Linked DNA regions of Homo sapiens: region 2 is linked to region 1. The links are chromatin loops, found by intact Hi-C in ENCODE. Cell type or tissue: Calu3. All regions are shown on one strand. Each heading gives the region's core, and the rest is flanking DNA. Links, peaks and the distances in the headings are about the cores only. Region 1 has its middle 140 kb from the start of HAPSTR2. Region 2 has its middle 39 kb from the start of HAPSTR2.

Region 1 (12,309 bases), core at 1,392-9,391:
AGAGATATCTCCATTCCCATGTTTGTTGTAGCACTGTTTACAATAGCTAAGATTTGGAAGAAACCTAAGTGTCCATCAATAGATGAAAGGATACCAAGCGGGCCTAATAGACATCTACAGAACTCTCCACCCCAAATCAACAGAATATACAATCTTCTCAGCACCACACCACACCTATTCCAAAATTGACCACATAGTTGGAAGTAAAGCTCTCCTCAGCAAATGGAAAAGAACAGAAATTATAACAAACTGTCTCTCAGACCACAGTGCAATCAAACTAGAACTCAGGATTAAGAAACTCACTCAAAACCGCTCAACTACATGGAAACTGAACAACCTGCTCCTGAATGACTACTGGGTACATAACGAAATGAAGGCAGAAATGAAGATGTTCTTTGAAACCAACGAGAACAAAGACACAACATACCAGAATCTCTGGGACACATTTAAAGCAGTGTGTAGAGGGAAATTTATAGCACTAAATGCCCACAAGAGAAAGCAGGAAAGATCTAAAATTGACACCCTAACATCACAATTAAAACAACTAGAGAAGCAAGAGCAAACACATTCAAAAGCTAGTAGAAAGCAAGGAAGTAACTAAGATCAGAGCAGAACTGAAGGAGATAGAAACATAAAAGACCGTTAAAAAAATCAATGAATCCAGGAGCTGGTTTTTTTGAAAAGATCAACACAACTGATAGACCGCTAGCAAGAATAATGAAGAAGAAAAGAGAGAAGAATCAAATAGACCCAATAAAAAATGATAAAGGGGATATCACCACCAATCCCACAGAAATACAAACTACCATCAGAGAATACTATAAACACATCTGCATAAATAAACTAGAAAATCTAGAAGAAATGGATAAATTCCTCGACACATACACCCTCCCAAGACTAAACCAGGAAGAAGTTGAATCTCTTCATAGACCAATAACAGGCTCTGAAATTGAGGCAATCAATAATAGCTTACCAACCAAAAAAAGTCCAGGACCAGATGGATTCATAGCCGAATTCTACCAGAGGTACAAGGAGGAGCTGGTACCATTCCTTCTGAAACTATTCCAATCAACAGAAAAAGAGGGAATCCTCCCTAACTCATTTTGTGAGGCCAGCATCATCCTGATACCAAAGCCTGGCAGAGACACAACCAAAAAAGATCATTTGAGACCAATATCCCTGATGAACATCGATGCAAAAATCCTCACTAAAATACTGGCAAACTGAATCCAGCAGCACATCAAAAAGCTTATCCACCATAATCAAGTGGGCTTCATCCCTGGGATGCAAGGCTGGTTCAACATATGCAAAACAATAAATGTAATCCAGCATATAAACAGAACCAAAGACAAAAACCACATGATTATCTCAATAGATGCAGAAAAGGCTTTTGACAAAATTCAACAGCCCTTCATGCTAAAAACTCTCAATAAATTAGGTATTGATGGGACGTATCTCAAAATAATAAGAGCTATTTATGACAAACCCACAGCCAATATCATACTGAATGGGCAAAAACTGGAAGCATTCCCTTTGAAAACCGGCACAAGACAGGGATGCCCTCTCTCACCACTCCTATTCAACATAGTGTTGGAAATTCTGGCCAGGGCAATCAGGCAGGAGAAAGAAATAAAGGGTATTCAATTAGGAAAAGAGGAAGTGAAATTGTCCTTGTTTGCAGATGACATGATTGTATATCTAGAAAACCCCATTGTCTCAGCCCAATATCTCCTTAAGCTGATAAGCAACTTCAGCGAAGTCTCAGGATACAAAATCAATGTGCAAAAATCACAAGCATTCTTATACACCAATAACAGACAAACAGAGAGCCAAATCATGAGTGAACTCCCATTCACTATTGCTTCAAAGAGAATAAAATACCTAGGAATCCAACTTACAAGGGATGTGAAGGACCTCTTCAAGGAGAACTACAAACCACTGCTCAACGAAATACAAGAGGACACAAACAAATGGAAGAACATTCCAAGCTCATGGATAGGAAGAATCAATATCGTCAAAATGGCCATACTGCCCAAGGTAATTTATAGATTCAATGCCATCCCCATCAAGCTACCAATGACTTTCTTCACAGAATTGGGAAAAACTACTTTAAAGTTCATATGGAACCAAAAAAGAGCTCGCATTGCCAAGACAATCCCAAGCCAAAAGAACAAAGCTGGAGGCATCATGCTACCTGACCTCAAACTATACTACAAGGCTACAGTAACCAAAACAGCATGGTATTGGTACCAAAACAGAGATATAGATCAACGGAACAGAACAGAGCCCTCAGAAATAATACCACACATCTACAACCATCTCATCTTTGACAAACCTGACAAAAACAAGAAGTGGGGAAAGGATTCCCTATTTAATAAATGGTGCTGGGAAAACTGGCTAGCCATATGTAGAAAGCTGAAACTGGATCCCTTCCTTACACCTTATACAAAAATTAATTCAAGATGGATTAAAGACTTAAATGTTAGACCTAAAACCATAAAAACCCTAGAAGAAAACCTAGGCAATACCATTCAGGACATAGGCATGGGCAAGCACTTCATGTCTAAAACACCAAAAGCAATGGCAACAAAAGCCAAAATTGACAAGTGGGATCTAATTAAACTAAAGAGCTTCTGCACTACAAAAGAAACTACCATCAGAGTGAACAGGCAACCTACAGAATGGGAGAAAATTTTTGCAATCTACCCATCTGACAAACAGCTAATATCCAGAATCTACAAAGAACTTAAACACATTTACAATAAAAAAAAAAAAAAACAACCCCATCAACAAGTGGGCGAAGGATATGAACAGACACTTCTCAAAAGAAGACATTTATGCAGCCAACAGACACATGAAAAAATGCTCATCATCACTGGCCATCAGAGAAATGCAAATAGAAACCACAATCAGATACCATCTCACACCAGTTAGAATGGCAATCATTAAAAAGTCAGGAAACAACAGGTGCTGGAGAGGATGTGGAGAAATAGGAACGCTTTTACAATGTTGGTGGGACTGTCAACTAGTTCAACCATTGTGGAAGACAGTGTGGTGATTCCTCAAGGATCTAGAACTAGAAATACCATTTGACCCAGCAATCCCATTACTGGGTATATACCCAAAGGATTATAAATCATGCTACTATAAACACACATGCACACGTATGTTTATTGTGGCACTATACACAATAGCAAAGACTTGGAACCAACCCAAATGTCCAACAATGATAGACTGGATTAAAAAAATGTGGCACATATACACCATGGATACTATGCAGCCATAAAAAAGGATGAGTTCATGTCCTTTGTAGGGACATGGATGAAGCTGGAAACCATCATTCTCAGCAAACTATTGCAAGGACAAAAAACCAAACACCGCATGTTCTCGCTCATAGGTGGGAATTGAACAATGAGAACACTTGGACACAGGAAGGGGAACATAACACACCGGGGCCTGTTGTGGGGTTGGGGGATGGGGCAGGGATAGCATTAGGAGATATACCTAATGTAAATGACGAGTTAATGGGTGCAACACACCAACATGGCACATGTATACATATGTAACAAACCTGCACGTTGTGCACATGAACCCTAGAACTTAAAGTATAATAAAAAAAAAAGAATGGATAAAGAAAATGTGGTACATATATACAATCGAGTACTATTCAGCTATAAAAAGTATAAGATCCAGTCATTTGCAACAACATGAAAGGAACTCGAGATGATTATGTTAAGTGAAATAAGCCAAGCACAGAAAGACAAACATTCCATATGCTCAGTTATTTGTGTTATCTAGACATCAAAACAATTGAATGTCTTAATTCAACTCATTACCAGAGACTGGGAAGGGTAGTAGGGGGTTGGGTGTGGGAGGAGGGGATGGTTATTGGGTACAAAAAATAGAAAGAATAAATAAGACCTAGTATTTGATAGCACAACAAGGTGACTATAGTCAATAATAACTTCATATTTTAAAATAACTTAAAGAATGTAATTGGATTGTTTGTAACTCAAAGGGTAAATGCTTGAGGAGACAGATAAAAATATGCTACAGAGCTATAGTAACCAAAACAGCACAGTACTTTTAGTGTGATGGGTGCACCAAAATCTCAGAAATCACCATTAAAGAACGTATCCATGTAACAAAAAGCCACCAGTACCCCATTACTTTTAAAATAAAATTTTAAAAAACAGATACATAGATCAGTGGAACAGAACACTGAACCAAGAAATAAATCCACATACCTACAGTGGACTCACTTTTTCAAAGTTTCCAAGAACATAAATTGGGCAAAGGACAATCTTTTCAATAAATGGTGCTGGAAAAACTGGATATTCACATGCAGAAATATGAAACTGGACTTCTACTATATCAGTCCATTCTCAGGCTACTATAAAAATACATGAGACTGGGTAATTCATAAAGAAAAGAGATTTAATTGACTCACAGTTCTTTATGGCTGGGGAGACCTCAAGAAACTTAAAATCATGACAGAAGGCACCTCTTCACAGGGCAGCAGGAGAGAGAATGAGTGCCAGCAAGGGAAATGCCAGACACTTATAAAACCATCAGATCTTGTGAGAGCTCGCTCATTATCACAAGAACAGCCTGGGGAAAACTGCCCCCATGATTCAATCACTTCCCACTAGGTCCCTCCCACGACAGGTAGGGATTATGGGAACTACAATTCAAGATGAGATTTGGGTGGGGACACAGAGCCAAACCATATCACCTACCTATTGCCATATACTAAAATCAAATCAAAATGAATTAAAGATTAAATCTAACACCTCAAACTATGAAACTACTACAAGAAAACATTGGGGACAATCTCCAGAACATTGTACTGGGCAAAGATTTCTTGAGCATTACACCAGAAGCACAGGCAACCAAAGCAAAAATGGAGAAATGGGATCACATTGAGTTTAAAAGCATTTGCACAGCAAAGGAAATAATCAACAAAGTGAAGAGACAACCAATGGGAGAAAATATTTGCAAACTACCCATTTGACAAAAGATTAATAACCAGAAAATATAAGGAGTTCAAACAGGTCTATAGGAAAAAAATCTAATAATCTGACCAAAAAATGGGCACATGATTTGAATAGACATTTCTCAAAAGAAGAGATACAAATGGCAAACAGACATATGAAAATGTGCTCAACATCATCAATCATAAAAGAAATACAGGCCGGGCGCGGTGGCTCACGCCTGTAATCCCAGCACTTTGGGAGGCCGAGGCGGGCGGATCACGAGGTCAGGAGATTGAGACCATCCCGGCTAACACGGTGAAACCCCGTCTCTACTAAAAATACAAAAAATTAGCCGGGCGTAGTGGCGGGCGCCTGTAGTCCCAGCTACTTGGGAGGCTGAGGCAGGAGAATGGCGTGAACCCGGGAGGCGGAGCTTGCAGTGAGCCGAGATCCCGCCACTGCACTCCAGCCTGGGCGACAGAGCGAGACTCCGTCTCAAAAAAAAAAAAAAAAAAGAAATACAAATCAAAACTACGATGACAAATCATCTCACCCCTGTTCAAATGCTTTTATCCAAAAATCAGGCAAAAACAAATGCTAGTGAGGATAGGGATAAAGGGAACACTTGTACATTGTTGATGGGAATGTAAATTAGTACAACCACTATGGAGAACCGTTTGGAGGTTTCTCAAAAAACTAAAAACAGAGCTGCCATATGATCCAGCAATCCCACTCCTAGGTACATTCCCCAAAAAAGGAAATCAGTATATCGAAGAGATATCTTCACTCTCATGTTTGTTACAGGGCTATGTATAATAGCCAACAGTTGGAGGCAACCTAATGTCCATTAGCAGATGAATGGATAAAGAAAATGTGGTACATATATAAAAGGAGTACTATTCAACCATAACAAAGAATGAGATCCTATTATTTACAACAACATGAATAGAACTGGAGGTCATTATGTTCAGTGAAATAAGCCAGTCACAAAAAGACAAACATCACATGTTCTCACTTATTAGTGGGAACTAAAAATTTAAAAACCAAACTGACATGGAAATAGAGAGTAGAATAGTTACCAGAGGTTGGGAAGGGTACTGGGGAGGGAAATGTGGGATAAGTGGGGATGGTTAATGGGTACAAAAATTAGTTAGAAAGAATAAGATCTAGTATTTGCTAGCATAACAGGGTGACTATAGTTAAAAATAATTTAATTGCACAGTAAAAATGTATCACTGGATTGTTTGTAACACAAAGGATAAATGCTTAAGGTGATGGATTCCCCATTTACCCTGACGTGATTATTATACATTGCATGCCTGTATCAAAATATCTTATGTAACAAACTATATTTTGTGGGTACACCTATTATGTACCCACAAAATTTAAAAATAAATAAAATAAAAAATAAATTCAAAAACTTAAAATTCAACAATATGAGAACAAACATCTCAATTAAATATTTGGCAAAGTTAAACATAGTTTTGCCATGTGATCCATCGATTGTACCTCTAGGTATTTACCCAAATGAGTTGGAAACTTATGCTCACACAAAAACCTGCATAAGAATGTTTGTAGTAGCTTCTATGGTCTAATCTGTCCCCCAGAATTCATATGTTGAAACTTAGTCATCAATGTAACAATGTTTAGAGGTGGGACCTTTAGGAGGTAATTCAGCCATGAGGGCTCTGCTCTTGTGAATGGATTGGTGTCCTTATGAAAAGGCTTGAAAGAAGGGAGTTTGCTCTCTTTTGTCCTTCTACCTTTCTGCCATTTGAGGATACCTAGACAACACCATTTTAAAAGAATGGGCCCTCACCAGACACTGAACCTGCCAGCATCTTGATCTTGGACTTCCAAGCCTCCAGAACTGTGAAAAATAAATTTTTGTTCACTATAAGCTACGAAGTCTCAGGTATTTTGTTATAGCAGCACAAACAACCTAAGATGAAAGTTTTACTTATAATTGCCAAAAACTAGAGGCAACCAAGATATTCCTCATCAGGTGAGTTGATAAACAAACTGTGATACATCCAGAAAATGGAATACTGTTCAGCAATGAAAAAGAATAAACAATCAAATCAGAAAAAGACGTGAAGGAACCTTAATTGCATACTGCTTAGTGAAAGAAGCCAATATAAAAAGGCTGTATAATTCCAACGATGTGACGTTCTGGAAAAAGGTGAAATTCTAGACAACAGAAAGATGAGTGGTTGCCAGGGGTTCAGGAGAAAGGAGAGAGAGGGTAATAGGTGGAGCACAGGTGACTTTTAAGGTGATTTTTATTTCACTTTAATCATAAGTGAACTTATTTTTTATGAACTATAATAGTAGATACATGACATTATGCATTTGTCAAAATGCATGGAATTATATAATACGGAGAGTAAACGCTAATGTGAATTTAGGACTTAATTAACAATGTATCAATATCAGTTCATCTGTTTGAACAAATGTACCACACTAATGCAAGATGTTAATAGTAGGGAAAATTGCAGTGAGAGAGAAAGAATATATGGGAAATCTTTGTACTTGCTGCTCAGGTTTTCTGTAAATCAAAAACTGCTCTAAAACTTAAGTCTATTGTTAGAAAAGACTCTACAGGATAGGACAAAACATTTATAAATGATATGTCTGCTAAGGGTCTAATATACAAAACATGTACAGGGTTCTTAAATTGAATAAGAAAAGACAAATAATCCAGTTTAAACGTGGGCAAAGGATCTCAATAACTATTTATCCAATGAAGATATACAAATGACCAATAAGGATGTGAAAAATTGTTCAATAGAAAAATGCAAAACAACACCACAATGAAATGTCACTTCGCATCCACTAAGATGGCTTCAATTAAAGACAGAAAATAACTAGTGTTGGCAAGGATGTGGAAAAATTGCAACTCTCCTACATTGCTGGTAGGGATGTAAAATATTGCAGCCACTTTAGGAAATAGTTTGGCAGTTTCTCTAATTTAATTATAGAGTTACCATATGACCCAGCAACTCCACTCCTAGATATACATCCAAGAGAATTGAAAACATATTTTCATGCAAAAATTTGTCCATGAATGTTCACAGCAGCACTATTCACAATAGTAAAAAAGTGGAGGAAACCCAATGTCTGTCAACTGATGAATGGATAAGTAAAATGTAACCTATCAATATCATGGAATATTATTCAGCCAAAGAATGGAACCAGGTACTAGCACATGCTACAACATGGATGAACCTTGAGAACATTACATTAACTGAAAGAAGCCAGTCACAAAGTACCACTTATTGTATAATTCAATTTCTATGAAATATCCAGAACAGGCAAATTTGTACAGACAAAAATAGATTAATGGTTATCATAGGCTCGGGAGAGAGAACAATGGGGAATGACTGCTAATGGGTACTGGGTTTCTTTTTGGTGTGACAAAAATCTTATATTAATAGAATATATATTGGTCATAGTTGTACAACATTGTAACATACTAAATGCTACTGTTTTGCATACCTTAAGAGAATACAATTTATAGTATGTGAATTATATTTCAAAGAAACTTATATTGAAAATCTTAACATGATCACAAAAGTGACATCACTTTTGGTATACTCAATTTGTTCAAAATAAATTATTACCTCCAGACCATAAACAAGTGAAGGAGATTATATAAGGGCATGAATACAAGGAGGCAGCAATCACTGGAGGCTCTTTAGAGTGTTATTCCTCAAAGCCATTAAAAAGTATTATTCTTTTGGGAGGCCAAGGCGGGTGGATTGCTTGAGCCCAGGAGTTCAAGACCAGCCTGGGCAACTATGGCAAAACCCTGTCTCTACCAAAAAATACAAAAATTAGGCAGGTGTGGTGGCATGCACCTGTAGTCCCAGCTACTCAGGAGGCTGAGGGTGGGAGGATTGCTGAAGCCCGGGAAATCGAGGCTGCAGTGAGTCATGACTGTGCCACTGCACTCCAGCCTGGATGACAGAAAGAGACCCTGTCTTTAAAGTAATAATAATTAAGAAATATTACTCTGAGAAGGGGACCGTAGGCTCCACCAGAGGCCAATGGGATCCATGGTACAAAATAGAGTAAGAAGCCCCGGTCTATCAGGAAAAATGAGTAAGTCGATTTGTTGTTATTGGTGCTGTTAATTTTGCTGGGAAAGCAGAATCTGGCCCGTGTGAGATAGTAAAAAGAAAGGGTAATGCTTTTGTTCTAGAAAGGCAAACGGAGTCCAAATTTGGGCAAGTCAGAAGGAGAAAGAAACAGTCATAGCAGCACTGTGATAAAATTGTGACTGCTCCTCATGGAACCTATGCTGTACTCAATTTTCTTTCCCCCAGGCCCATATTTGTGCTGCAGATCACTGTTTTCATAGGATGGTCCATGGAGGCCTTGCATTCCAATCCCCTGGGGAACTTCTTTAAAAGACCTACTTATTCAGACTCTCAGGAATGCGGCTAAGGAATATACATTTTCATAGCCTCATCAGGTGATTCTTATGCACATTCAGGTTTGAACTGGAGGTATAAGGACTCTAGCTCTGGTAACTGACAGGTTTGAAATCTGGCTCTGAAACTTTCTAGCTAACTATGGGCCAGTCATTTAACCCCTCTGAACTTTACTTCCCTCATCTGTAAAATGCAAATATAATAATAATGCCTACATCGTAGAGTGGTTTTGATGATTAAACGAGCTATTATATGTAAAGCCCTTATTACCATGCCTAGCGCTCAATGAATGGTAACTTTTATAAAGCACGAGCCCAGATTTTCAATTGTTTTGCTCTTATAGTTCCCAATAAACATTGCTATTATTATCATAGGTTAATAGGAGACCACGGAGAGGCAGTGTGGTATAGCAAAATGAGCACAGGACATGGAGTCAGATCTGGATTCAAATCTAAGCTCTGCCCTTATAGGCTATGATCATAAACAAATCACGATCTGTGTGAGCCTCGGTTTCCTCTTCCATAAGATGGTGATAATAACAGTATCTTCATCCTGAGTTGTAATAATTAAATGAGATAATCCACTTAAAGAACTTGGCATTCAGTAAGCACTTAGTACATAATGCCAAAATTTGTCTCCCCACCCACCCCTCCTGAACCCACACTGTAGTGATCAAAATGATTGACTGGTTAAGGATAATACAGGTACAGCCCATGGAAAAATTCTCTTAGAAGTCTAGTTTAGGCATTTTTACCTAGTTTAGATTTTGCCATTGATAGTTTTCTGAACTTGGATCCTTTTACTATATGATCCCTTCTAACTATGACTTCTGCATTTGCAAACCTCACCATAACCCTGCTTATTAAAATAGATGCATTTGTGGTTGATGATTATCGTTGCATCTCTTTTTCTGGTTAAAAGCTAAACATGTTCCTAGTCCAGAACTTTAGAATGATCCAAGGGTTCCACGAAGCCACATGGCAGATATGTATAAATCATTAGTAAATCTTAAGATCTAAGTAATTCACATCAATATTTAAATAGTCACCCTTCTATCTTCTTATTTGCGTATTTAGTCAGCAGTAAAATACATTTTGTAAATCTCTGATGTTCCAGAAGTTGCCAGTTGCTAAAGAAAACGGTCTCACCTGATTAGACAGACTGAGGCATAGTTACCAGTTGGCCAATTCCTGTCAGTATGGGCAAGAGGACACTAATATGATGGAAACCAGGAGTCTGCAAGGCTTAGACATCTACTTTGGTCTAGATTGTCAAGGTCTTGACCATGTCAGCAGAAGGGCAATTAACTCTAGTCATTTACCTTGTCAAGACTAGGGTCCAAATACAAAATTTCAGTTAGGAAGAATAAGTTCAATAGATCTATTGTACAACATGGCGATTATAGTTAATAACAATGTATTGTATTCTTAAAAATTGCTAAGAGAGTAGATTTTAGGTGTTCTCACCACAAAATAATAAGTATGTGAGGTAATGCATATGTTAATTAGCTCAATTTAGCCACATTCCCAAATTCATACATATTTCAAAACATGTTATATATGACAAATACATATCATTATATTTCAACTTAAAATCAATCAATCAATGTTAAACAAAACTCCATTAATGAATACTTCAGAGAATGACACCGGTCAGTGAGCATCTATCCTCCTACAGCAGTAGAGATGTGTATGCAAATGTATGGTAGACACACCTGGAAGTGAAATTAAACTTAAGCATAACCTGAGAATTACCCTATATGGCAGGTGCACCTGAGTGTGTGTTCTGAGCTGAGGAATCCAGAAATGGCCAACTGGGAGATACGTTCCTTGCCTGTATATCCAGGAGGAACATCTGACCCCTGGCCATCCAGTGGAATGCAGAAGGGAGTGAGGCCCTTTGTTTTGGGTTAAATGAAATTTGCTGGATGGAAGTTGTTAGGGGGAGGGTGCTAAGTGAATATCTTATATAAACTGATTGCTTTTTGTAAGCCGTTGTGGTTGTCCTGCCCAGCCCGCCACCACTGGACTTTCCCTGTATGTAAGGTGGTTCTCCTGTCCAGTCCAGCACCACCGGACCATCCCTGCATATAAGTTTCCTGCTAATGAAACCCTCTGTCTCATTTGCTGGCTCTGGGTCTCTTCTTCAGCCTCTTGAACCCGGCGCCATCCCTGTTGAAGTTAATAGGAGCCTGGTATGACAGCAAGTACCTACAATGCAAAGCAATATCTTATTAAGTGCCATGTGGGTGGTACAGACCCTACATCTTACGGGGGCTATGAGGAAGGAGAAGCATATCAGACTCTCAAATGGCAGGTGCACTTTGGAAAAACATTTAAGATACCTACAGATTTTGTAATACAAATGTAAAACAAAGATCTATAATATTAATATATTATTGGCTGGGGCCAGTATGCAAATGACAGACTAAGAAAGCATGGTTAGGGTCATGAGTTGAAACAGGTCAAGAATCTGACAACCATTCTACCCAGTCAACAGATTTTTGTTAAGACACTGTTCTTGGCACTGGGGAGACAGCAGTGAACAAGGTAGATGACACCAATCTTGGGCAAGATAGTTAAACTCTCTACATCTAAGTGTCATCTTTAAAATGGGAAGAGGATTCATTAAAGGAGGGCAAAGAGTATTAGGTGTTTTGCATTATGTGCTGCAGAGTAGACACATCATAAATGAAATAATTAGCCTGCTGGGGAGAATAAGTGGTTCATCAGCTTGGCTGTGAAAATGTGTATGGTTTTGATAGGCAGAGACAAAAGGAAGATATTTAAGTAGAGAGAACAGCGTTAATTAAGTCACTCATGCAAAGAAACTTTTTGAGTGGCTATGACATTGGCATTCATGGACATATTTCATTTACATGAATTCAGCTATACACA
Region 2 (12,309 bases), core at 2,574-10,573, 180 kb after region 1:
AAAGCGCTGGGATTACAGGCATGAGCCACCGCGCCCAGCCCCCACTTTCACTTTTCTTTCCCACTCTCTATAACCCTCTTCCTCACCACTGTGCCCAGAGCTTTCAGTCCTGTGTGTGTTATTTTGATTTTATTATCCAATTCAAGAGTGTTTGCACTCTGAAAGGAGCTCAGGGTGTGGAACACCCAAAGAAAACTCAGTGGCACCAGTGCTGTGATCTGATCTGAGGCTCAGCTCTAAAGCAGTTCCCACCCAGGCTCCCCCACAAGCCCATCACTGGCTGACCACTCCCCTCTGAAGACTGGGCATATTTTTCTAACCACGAGTTCTGATCCAAGGTTCAGCAGAGGAGTTCTTGTGCCAATTCTGGCTGCAAATGACAGTCTGAGAAACAGTATTTGGACACAGATATTTATGAAGATTGACTTGTTTTATGGTGATATATCTGCTGACTTTAATCTGAAAAACACCAGGAATAGGGGCAAGTTAGTAGTATGATTCTATTGCCCTGATGTGAGGTTCCAAAGGGAGGCAGGGCAGACCATTAACTTTTCTGTTCAGACGTTCTCTAGTGGCCCCTCAAAACCTCATTATTTCATTGAATTTGTGTGTGTGTGTGTGTGTGTGTGTGTGTGTTTTAGACGGAGTTTTGCTCTTGTTGCCCAGGCTGGAGTGCAATGGCATGATCTCGGCTCACTGCAACCTTCGCCTCCTGGTTTCAAGCAATTCTCCTGCCTCAGCCTCCCAAGTAGCTGGGATTACAGCTCCTGCCACCACGCCCGGCTAATTTTTGTATTTTTAGTAGAGACAGGGTTTCACCATGTTGGCCAGGCTGGTCTCGAACTCCTGATCTCAGGTGGTCCGCCCACTTCGGCCTCCCAAAGTGCTGGAATTACAGGCAGGAGCCACCGTGCCCGGCCAAGTTTGTGTCTTTTTAACAGCAGGTGGTTATTATTAGGTAGTTTTTAATTGTTCAGTATATGCCAGATGTATTTCATAACAGCCATATGAGGTAAGCACTGCTATTATTCTCCTTTTATACATGAGGAAACTGAGGCTCAAGAATGTTAGACTTCCCAAGTCAGGGCCTAGTTTCATGCCACGGTTTGTTTTATTCCAAAGCCAGGCTCGCCTTTAAATTGGGTGGGCCCCGCCTCCTGAGTTGGTGAATTTGCCCTCACGAAGGTGCCTCCTCCGTGATTATCTCCCTCCACCTGGCAACTCCCTCACTAGGCCTCTTACTCGATTAGTGTCTTTTCTACGCCTTTGGGAGACAATCCCACACTCTTCAGCGCCAATCCCACACTCTTCAGCTTCGAGTTCTCCATTGTACTCCCCTCACCGCTGGGTTCGCCTGGCTCATAAGTAGGCCAGCTCTCTGCTGCCCCCTCCTGGCATAACTCAGGACCTGTCTCAGTGGGACTTGCACTGAAAGATGTCTCCTCCCTTCTATTTGCAAACCCAGTCCTAGCCTGCCCAGCTAGCGCACTCACCAGATCTAGGAATAAGAATGATTCACCTGACTGTCTTACATCTGACCCTGACAAAGGTTTCCCAGACTCTGAGACCGGCACCTATTTCAGAAGATGCACATTTGAACAACCCATAGTAAGATCACCTGTTCTCTGCATTGATTAAGTGGCAAGTTGACAAAGCGACTAGGGTATTTTGCTCCCAATGAACACTGGAAACACTGAGCAATTCAAATTACTTAGTAGTAAATTTTGAAGCTCTGAAAAACTGAATAGAATATCAAGGAGGCTTGTGTTGTGTTTAGTGATTCTCAGCCGAGGGAAAGCACTTTTTGACTAGCACAGCTATAGAACTCATGAAGAATTGCTCTCACCAGACTCTTGTCCTTGGTACAATACTTGATGCTAGGGTAACCACTGGATTGGAGGAACTTTGACTAGGATGCACTAGGTCTTGCCTGGGAAGCACTCTCGCAATTTTTTCCTTTGTGTTTAAAATGAAGTCCTCAACACTGTCAGTCTTTTGGACAAGGTCAGGGTGTTCAATGGAATCGAAGGCAGCCAACTGGGCTGGCAGAGATTTTTATTTAAAATAACCTCTAGGCTGGGTACGGTGGCTCACGCCTGTAATCCCAGCACTTTGGGAGGCTGAGGCGGGTGGATCACTTGAGGTCAGGAGTTCGAGACCAACCTGGCCAACATTACGAAACCCGTCTCTACTAAAAATACAAAAATCAGCCAGGCGTGGTGGCGCATGCCTGTAATCCCAGCTACTCAGAAGCCTGAGGCACAAGAATTGCTTGAACCCAGGAGGCGGAGATTGCAGTGAGCCGAGATCGTGCCACTGCACTCCAGCCTGGGTGATGGAGTGAGACTCTGTCTCAAAAATCAATAAAAAATAAAATAAAATAATCTCTAAACAGTACTGGACAAGGAGTCAGGGGATCTGGGTTCTGATACCAGCACTGTGACAGAAGTAAAGAATTGCAAGTAAGAGACGAGTTAGGAAAATTATAGAGGTTTACCCAACTATGGAAACCGTAGGGACAACAATTTTTAGTTCAATGTGAAAAAGATCATTCTAACAAATTAGAATTGTTTAACAAAGGAAAGTATGATTCAGGAAGCAGTGAGGTCTCTTGTTACATGGAGGGTTGAAACTGTAGCTGGGTCACCTTTAAGGTACATGACAGTAATAAATTCTTATATCAGTCGAAAAATTAGTATGGATCATTTCTAAGGTTCTGTATGCACTGTGCACTTAGCCCTTAGTAGGTACCCAGGAAAAGTTTGTGGTAGAAAGGAAAGAAGGGAGGGAGAAGAGAAAAATGAATCTTTCACTTCTTTCTCAATGGAATGGGTTAGGCTTTAAATAAATAAAAGCAAGCCACATAAATACTATTTTAAATTGGCACTGTGAAAATAAGAGTAATAGATGTTGGAGGACTACTGTATTAGATGAGACTGTTTTTAGTATGATATAAACAATAATGCTAGTCAACATTTATCAAGCACTTAACGTGACAGGTGTCATTCTACAACCTATTTAAATACTCCTATCAGACCCATGAGGTGGGTTCTCTTAGTTTAGGAAAGATAAGCAACCTTCTCGAGGCCTCATAACTAGAAAGAAACAGAATTGGGAAATGAGTGTGTGTGTGTGTGTGTGTGCGCGCGTGTGCGTGTGTGTGTGTGTGTGTGGCCCCGAAGCCTATTATGGTAGTTTCTCATGCTTCCTCTCCACTTCAATATATGGTTATGAGTTGTTATTGTTGTTTAAAATGAAATTATTTAAAAATACTGAACAATGCATATACTATACAATGCAAAACATTTAAAAAAGGAGTAAAAAGTAAATCCAAAAAAAATCTCTCCTATTCCTGTCCCTCAGCCACCCAGTAACCTGCCCAGGGGACAACCATCGTTAACAGTTACGCTTTTTTTTTTTTTTAATTTTTACAACACTGTGGTTTGACATCCCAGCATTTCATCGTCCACACAAACTTGAACTATATTACTACATATTTCTTCTCTAATTTTTAAATTTTACTTTTGTAAAACGTTCTTCAAAATTGGTCCCATAGAAAACATGATAAAAACAGCACACAGTGCATTGCAAATGCTAATGCTTTTCAGACATTAATTGTTCAATTGGTTAATCAAGCTTGGTGACATAGTATTTTCTAGTTGTTTTACATTTTCTATTTCTGTGATGTAACATCTTTTTACAATAAGATGGAACATCTGTCTGATGAAAAACGGGCCATTATTATTCATCTTAAGCCACGAAGCATCGTTCTACAGCTCTGAACTAATGGTCATTACATCAAATAGGTTTTACTTTAATCATTATTTCTAATACGTGAAATTAATACACAGTGTTTGTCATTACTGAGCACTGGAATATAATTCTAGAAGACGCAATTACTGTCTATCAGAAGTTTTTTGAAATATGATTATCAAATACTCTACTAATGAATCATTTGCATATCTGAAATTATAACCTAAACATTAAGCACTCTTGTGATAGGATGCATTAGGCTTAAGAATGAAAAAAAAGAGAGTGAGAGAGAAATTTAAGATATCAAGTTATATATATTGTCTGCTTCCCTCCCAACTCAGAATTTTTTCTGAGGAGAATGCATTTTCAAAACAACAGTTAAACAGCTTCAGGAGAAGGCATTTCTGGTGCTTTTCCAGGAATTAAAATTTTCTTTTCTTTTATTTATTTTATTTACATGAAAAAGAATGTTGTTTAGAAGACCTGGGCCTCTAAATTAAAAGAAAAAAAATCATGGTTAATTGTCAAACTCAATTCCTATACAGAAAAATGCCATCCATTTCCAAATGATGCTTGTAAACTCTCTCTGCAAAGCGGCAAAGAAAAATGCACTGTATTTCCCCTGCAGTGTTATATTGCACGTTCACCTTAAGAAGCATATGCTGCTCTTTTGAAATATGCAGACTCCCCCATCATTGTACAGGGCCTCTGTGAAAAGATAGAGGGCTCTGCGGAATTAACATATGAATAGGCTAACATACCTCCCAAGAAGCCCCTGCACGGGGTTGGGGGGGCACAAATGGAAGAGATTCTTTACATTCATTTTACAGTTAATGAAGAGTAAGAGGACCTTTTCTGACCAATTTTCCCCGGGGATTCAGAATTTACACCTAAAATGTTGAGTATAGAAAATATCCATTTAAGCCTGGATGCCTATTCATAACTAACCAAGCCCACTGGAAAAGGCAAATGTCCAATATCTGAAAAGAGTAATTGCTGATATCAATATTAATCATTGAAAGCTGATTATCACTGTTCTTGCCAATTGGCTACTCAATTCAGGTCACTTTAGCAAAAATGCTTTACCTGGAAGAGGTGAACTGACTAGGTTAGAGTCAGTGTTGTAGATGTAAGGGCATGACCAGTGGGAGGAGGTGTGAAGACAGTGTTTCTGGGGAATGAAGCCTTGAAAGTAGGACCAAGACCAGGAGCTTAGTCCAAAGGGATAAAGTCAGATTTGGCAGGATTACTGTCACCAAAATTCTAAGTAGAGCTCAAGACCCATTTACTAAGGAGATTAGGGTGCCTGCTGCTCTAATCGGCTCTAATAGAGGGTTCCATATATCTTTCCCACGTAGAAAGAGTTAAGTGTCACTTCCTCTGGAGGCAACCTCCCCTGACCTCCACAGCTGGGTTAGATGCCTTTCTCTGTGCTCCCACAAAAACCTGTACTTCTTGAAATATTACATAAAAATTCCAGCATTGCTACAAGGATGTGCCTCCATGTCTTTTTCCCTCGCAGTGGTGTGTAAGCTCTGTGAGGGTCACAGCCATGCCCACACTGTTCTTTGCTGTGTCCTGAGTCTGGTACAATGCCAAGCATATAATTGATGCACAGTAAATATTTGCTGAATAATGAAAAGTTTGGTTCTAGGTAGAAGTGAGTCAAAGCCATTGCCATGGTTAAGGAGCTGGGCCCAGGAAACCTTGCGATTTGCTTCATGGGACAGATATGTTGATGGGTGCATGTCCATGGAGCAGTCAATCTCGTGGACCAGACCACCAACTACCATTTTGTTTTGGGGTGATGCTTTCTGCTAGAACTGCATCATCGTACACCAGGATGTCGCTGGAATTAGAGTAATTAGATGGGAAGCAGGGACTGTGCACAATCAGATGAGAACAAGTAGAGGAGACTAGGGTAAGAAACGACCTGTGCACTGAGTAAGGTGGGATGGCGTGGTGGTGGAGACATACCATGAAACCTAACTCATGGAGACAGGAAGCTGAAAATGTGATTTAAGATGAGGTCAGCAAACTGGACTACAGACCAAATCTAATCTTCAGTCTATTTTTGTACACCCTGGGATTGAAGGATGGTTTTTATATCATTAAATGGTTGTTAAAAACATAAGAAGAATATGCAACAGAGATGGTATACGGCCAACAAAGCCTAAAATATTTGCTATCTGGTCCGTTACAGAAAATGTTTGCTGATAGATGGTTTAAGTGAATAAAATAATGATAGCAAAAAGCAACCACACCCACAGACATTGACATGCTCATACACACACATGCACGCACACACAAATGTGCTGTAATAACAAAACACAATTTTGTTGTAATCTGAAAATAGCAAACAAATGTTGATGTCCCACGAAGTTTGTGAAATGGAAATTAACTCATTTTTATTCTTTGGCAATTAAAGTAACCATAAATATATTTTTTGTAAGGCACTGTTTCGGTATTTTTTTGAAGACTGATTTTTCTTTTCTCTGGCGTCTCAGATATGGGTGTCTTATCCAGCCTCTGCTGTAATCATTCTGTTTGCCCTTGGACCTTTTCCTAATTATGAGAATTTTGCACCTCCTGAGAAGAGACTGCATAATGTGAATATATTTGAAAGATAATAACTTTGATTTGATCTCATTCAGCAATGTTCTTTGAAATACAGTCAGAATGCTCCAGAGCTGAAAGAGATCATCTCATCCAAATCCCTTGTTTTACTGAGAGAAAAATGGAGATTAAGTAATTTATTATATCTGAGGTCCTAAAATAAGCCAAGGCCAGAGTGAGACCCAGAAATCCTGGTCCCGAGCTTTCTCACACTGCTTCTTAGGCATGGTATTGTTCCTCCTCTAAACTCCCAGAGGGCAGAACGTGTCTGTTTTTTCTCTTCCAGTGCGCAGCCCATTGCCCGACACATAGTTGGTACCAATGTGTGTGTTGAATAAATGAATGAATTATAATCATGGCTAACATTTATTTTGTGCTTACCATTTGCCAATTATTATGGCAAACACTTTTACATACATTATATAATTTGACCCTCACAACACCTTATGAGTAGGTTGTATTACTATTTCTACTTTACAAATGAGGAAAGTTAGGCACAGAGAGGTGAAATGATTTGCCCAAAGTCACACAGGTAGGAAGTTGTGAAATTTGACTTTGAATGGAGGTCTTAAGTAAGCCAGTGTTTTTAATCACCACCCTAAATATGTGTTGGGAACCAATGAAAACATCAATTCTGGAATGATGCGGAAATGCTAAGCCTGTGCACTTACACATCAAAATACAATTTTCTACCCTGTCTTTCCTCAACAAATGAAGCCCAGTGAACGGGACCCTCAACTTGTTTTTTCTGACTTTGCCCCGACTCCTTTTGTGGCTCCACACAATCAGCTAATCTCTCAAGTAACCCAGTTCCCCAAATCCATTGCATAGCCCTGCTTTTTGTGACACCCCAGGGGGCCTCTAATTACCCCAGAGGGGTTTCATAAAATTCTCAAAACAAATTTTAAATGTAATCTTTTTTTTTTTTTTAAAGAACATATGCTTTACAAAACCTTTAGGAGGATACAAGGGATTTGCTTCAAAGAAAACAAAACAAATGAAAACAGTTTTTATAGTCCCAGAGTGCAAGCCAAATGGTAAGGGATGCAGCTCCATCTGCTGGACATCAAACACTCTAATAATAATTGTGATTAAATATTGATAATGGGGAATATTTGTAGTCTGCAGCATTTCTCATGGTCTATTCTAAATATTCTTTTTTGTAAATAACAAAAATACATGGCCATTGTCAAAAATTTGTAAAACACAGAAAAAATGACCACAAATGTTATAATAAGCACCTATAATCTCACCTCCCTGAGAAACCTACCACATTAACAGTTTTTCCTTTTGTTCCCATGCATCTATGTTTTTTTAACCCAGGTGAAAACATATATGTACAGTGATGTATCATCTTTCTATTTCTCAACATTATATAATAAAGGTTTTCCAAGACATTTAACAGTCATCATAGGCACAATTTTTATTATTTATTTATTTATTTATTTATTTAGAGATGGAGTTTCGCTCCTGTCACCCAGGCTGGAATGCAATGGCACGATCTTGGCTCACTGCAACCTCCACCTCCTGAGTTCAAGCAATTCTCCCATAGGCACAGTTTTTAATAGCTGCATACTATTCTAAGATTATACAATAATGTATTTACCCAAATCCCCATTGTTGAACATTTAGGTTGATTGACAATTTGGTTATTATAAATGGGCATCTCTTTGCATAAATTTTGTCTGGACCTCAGCTTACTTCCTGAGAAGTGATTGTTATTATATTAAGAGTGGAGCTACAGGTCAAGGATAAGACGATGTTTTAGCTCCTGAAATATGTTGTCAAATTGCTTTCCATGAAGACTGCATCAGTTTATGCCCCCATTACCAATGTATGAATCCCTTTCTTATGCTACTCTGGCTAACTAGAGTATTGGAGTATTATCTCTTTTCACCTTTGTTTGTTTTTTTGTTTTTTTTTTGTTGTTATTGTTGTTTTGTTTCATTTTGTTTTTGTTTGTGTTTTTGAGATGGAGTCTTGCTCTGTCACCAGGCTGGACAGGCTGGAGTGCAGTGGCACAATCTCAGCTCACTGCAACCTCCATCTCCCAGGTTCAAGTGATTCTCCTGCCTCAGCCTCCCAAGTAGCTGCGATTACAAGTGCACGCCACCACGCCTGGCTAATTTTTGTATTTTTAGTAGAGATGGGGTTTCACCATGTTGACCAGGATGGTCTCAATCTCATGATCCACCCACCTTGGCCTCCCAAAGTGCTGGGATTACAGGCGTGAGCCACCGCGCTCTGCCATCTTTGTTAATTAATAGGTGAAAATTGGGCTCTTGCTTCCATTAGCATTTTTGATTACCAGTGCAGGTGAACATTTATTCATATGTTTATTAGCCATTCACTTTCCTTTTTTGTGACTTGTTTGTTAATGTCATTTTCCACTGAAAGCCTTTGGATTTTCTCATTATTTTGTATGTGCTCTTTAGCTATTCAAGACATTACTTTTTCTGTTATATACATGGCAAATATTTTTCCAAGTTTGTTCTTTGTCTTTTATTATATTTGGCATGTAGAAGCTTTTTTTTTATATAGTCAGATATATAAATAGTTTCTTTCATGATTTTTCTTCTATCGTTTTTAAGCTTAACATGTCCTCTATACAGAGGTGCAATAAATATTCACATTGTTATGGTCTTAATTTTTGGCCCCCATTTTTGTTGTTTCCATTTGTATGTACCTGAAACTAATGTTGATATAAAATATGAAATATGAGGATATATTTTTTATCATTTATTAAATTATCCTTCTCTACCTTCCTAAGTTGTTAAATTGTCACCAGCATATATTTCACACAGCATTGTTCTTGTACTCCACGGAGAGTTGCAAAAGTACAAATTTTGTAGTAAACTTTGAAATGGTTTCCATTTTGCTGACAAAAAGATTCTGGAATGCTGAGATATTATAGGGACCATTTAAGAGTTTTGAGTGGGGAGTTAACACAATCATGCCTGTATTATTAAAACAAGGTGACTATCACATAATGTAGAATGAGAGTAGTGCAGAGCGGGGGAGAGTTTGGAGGCAGCCATGTCAGATGGTTTACAGTTTTCTAAACAATTTGTGCTTTCTTCTGAGCCTTATAGGCATCTTCCTCCTTGCCTTTTGTTTTCTCAGTATCATCTCTTTAATCATTTTGGTATGTTCCAGGCACTGTGTTGGGCACTTTATATATGTTATCTCATTAACTCTGCCAAACTCCCAATGAGGTAGGTATGATCACCCCGCTTTTACAGATAAGGAAATTGATGCTGAGGGGTGTCATTTAAGTTGTTCAAGGTCCTACAGCCAGTAAGTTGCAGGATGCATAACTGAAACCCAGGGATTTGGGGAAAAACTTAAATATAAAACACTTAAAACAGTGCCTGGCTTGATAAATGGGAATTTCTTACTTGTCATCAGGCCTCATGAACTTAAAATTTTATACGTTAAAAGAACTTGCTGGCATCACATTAACAAAATATCCCAGTAATTAAAGAAGGCTTATTCAAACATACCTGTGAATTATTTTGCCCTCTGATGTTTGTGTAAAAAGGGCTTCAGCATGGCAGTCAAGAAACCTAGCTGCTAGCCCATCTTGTAGTGCTACGAAGTTGTGTCACCTCGGGCAACTCACTTGACCATAAAGTTTCCTTGACTGCATAACAAGAACAACAAAAGTAATCATGCCCCCCACAGGGTTTTCAGTGAAATAAAAACAAATCCAAAATGCTTGGAAAAGTTTCAAATTCCACATGATCTTATAGATTTCCCAATTAACAAATCAAAATTATTAGGCCATGAAAATGCCTATAGAAACAAACTACAATGAACAGTGAAAATGACCTCTGTGTTTTAATTTGTTTCATTTTTATTCTTCATCAAGTCCAATTTTCAAACATACAAAAAGTAGAGAGAACAAGTAACGAGTCTCCGTGGCCAGTCTCCTAGCTTCAGTGATTGTAAACTCTGCTATTATTGTTTCATATAGCCCCCAAACATTTTATATGTCTGTATATTTTAAAACAAAATCCAAGGCAGTATATGAATATGATTCTTTGTATGATTATAAAAATAATGGAGTTGTATTTGATTTTCTCAAATGCTGTAGAAAAAGTTAATTTTAATACCTGGCAAATTCCAAGCAAATATTGATTTTACTTGGTCTTGCTGCTTTTAAAATGCCTCAGAATAATGAATCTCTGATCTAAATAATACGTCAATTTTTCAGTACAGACCAAGGGCTAGTGAATTTCAATGGTCTATGGAGGACAAGCTGGTGGGGGAAGGGGAGGGCTCCATCTAGTCTATACAGAGGGCAGCATTTTATTTTTGTAATAACTATGTATATCATCAAACATTTAGCTGGTTTAGTATATTAAACCAGTTTGACTTCAGGGTAATTCTGACCAGAGATTTAACTATTCTTGACAAAGTGAGTGAAGGTAAGAAGATTAATTATTGGTTGGTACAAAAGCAATTGGGGTGTTTGCCATTAAAAGGAATGGCAATTACTTTTGTGCCAACCTAAGAAGAAATTTTTTAAAAAGAACAAAAACAGCCTATGCTGCCCACTAATAAAGCAGCTAGGAACGAGTTTCTCTCTAAACGTATGTACTTGCCATTTTTTTCCATATGTCTAGTTTGCAAAAGCTCATTGACATTCCATAATCCACAGCCTAATGACAATGGCAGGGCAGGCATTAATGTACCCATTTGGACAAATTAGAAAGTGAAAGAGGTCACACAACCTGGAGAGTGACAGAGCTAGGGACCAGGGCCTAGGTCTCTTGTTGCCTATGCCAAAAATGACTCCCTATGTAAGCAAATTTACTGAAAAAGAATAAATTTCTTCACCTTCTATTTTCAGTCTCCCTGAGACTTAACACAGTACCTGTACTTTGTAGCAGCTCAGTAAATATTTCTTGCCTGTCAGACTATTTCCAAATAATGGTAGAAAAGAAATATTACAGGTAGAAAAAAAAAACAGGAGAAATTAGAGAAAATGTTAAAGAAATAGGAAATGACAGTGACAAGCATAGCAAATAAAGAATAAGGTAAGAAAAATGAAACATGGAGGGAAAACATGTTAAACTGCAATTAAGAATCATAAAACATATGCCAGAAAAAAATATTTGAAGGCCATGTACCAAAAAACTGATGGTGGTGGTAATGACAACTGTGACTACTACCACTTACGTCTACCAGGCTCTGTGGTAAGCCTATTAGCCCTCTAATATTATGATGATGATGATGATGATTTATTTTATGTATTTATTTTGAGACGGAGTCTCGCTCTGTTGCCAGGCTAGAGTGCAGTGGCGCGATCTCGGCTCACTGCAACCACCTCCGCCTCCTGTATCCCTCTAATATTATTATCCTTACATAACAGATAAAGAAAGTAGGGCTCAGAGAGGTTAAGCAACTTGCCCAAGGATATATCTCTAACAAGGATAGATGTTAAAGAAATAGGAAATGACAGTGACAAACATAGCAAATAAAGAATAAGATAGGAAAAATGAAACATGGAGGAAAAACATGTTAAACTGCAATTAAGAATCATACAACATATGCCAGAAAAAAATATTTGAAGGCCACGTACTAGGATTCCAACCTAGACAGTCCAACTCAATTTTCATATTTTTTGGTATATTTTCTGTATTTTGCCAATTTCCTGCAATGAGCACGTATTACCTTTATTTTTTAATCCCGTAGCGTTCACCGTGTATAGAAATAATTTTGTCATTACATCATTAACTCTAGTTAATTACTATTTCTATTCATCATTTGTATGTCACCTCAATTAGACTGTTGAGAGCACTCCTCGGGGAGTGTCATGTTTTAATGCATATTATAGCTGCTCTATGAATATTTCTTAAATGAACGGACAATGGAAAGAAAAATGTGGGAATGCGAAGCAAACAACCACAAAAAAATGGTTTAGGGAGGTGATGA

Evidence for each region. A loop is a pair of places that touch in the nucleus more often than their neighbours do. Peaks named below come from ENCODE experiments on the same cell type or tissue, not always from the same donor. Only the 100,000 strongest peaks of a DNase experiment are listed, where the experiment ranks them.
Region 2: a loop joins it to region 1, with 3 times the contacts of the local background. A loop is called at or near these places in 2 of 110 quality-filtered maps.

Annotation. Positions count from the first base shown.
Region 1 is chrX:140,226,473-140,238,781 of GRCh38, reverse strand. No RefSeq gene overlaps it. Among named protein-coding and RNA genes, the nearest start is that of HAPSTR2, 140 kb to the right of the region's middle. In Calu3, for the core only: no CTCF peak of the experiment used is centred there; no DNase peak of the experiment used is centred there.
Region 2 is chrX:140,046,216-140,058,524 of GRCh38, reverse strand. No RefSeq gene overlaps it. Among named protein-coding and RNA genes, the nearest start is that of HAPSTR2, 39 kb to the left of the region's middle. In Calu3, for the core only: no CTCF peak of the experiment used is centred there; no DNase peak of the experiment used is centred there.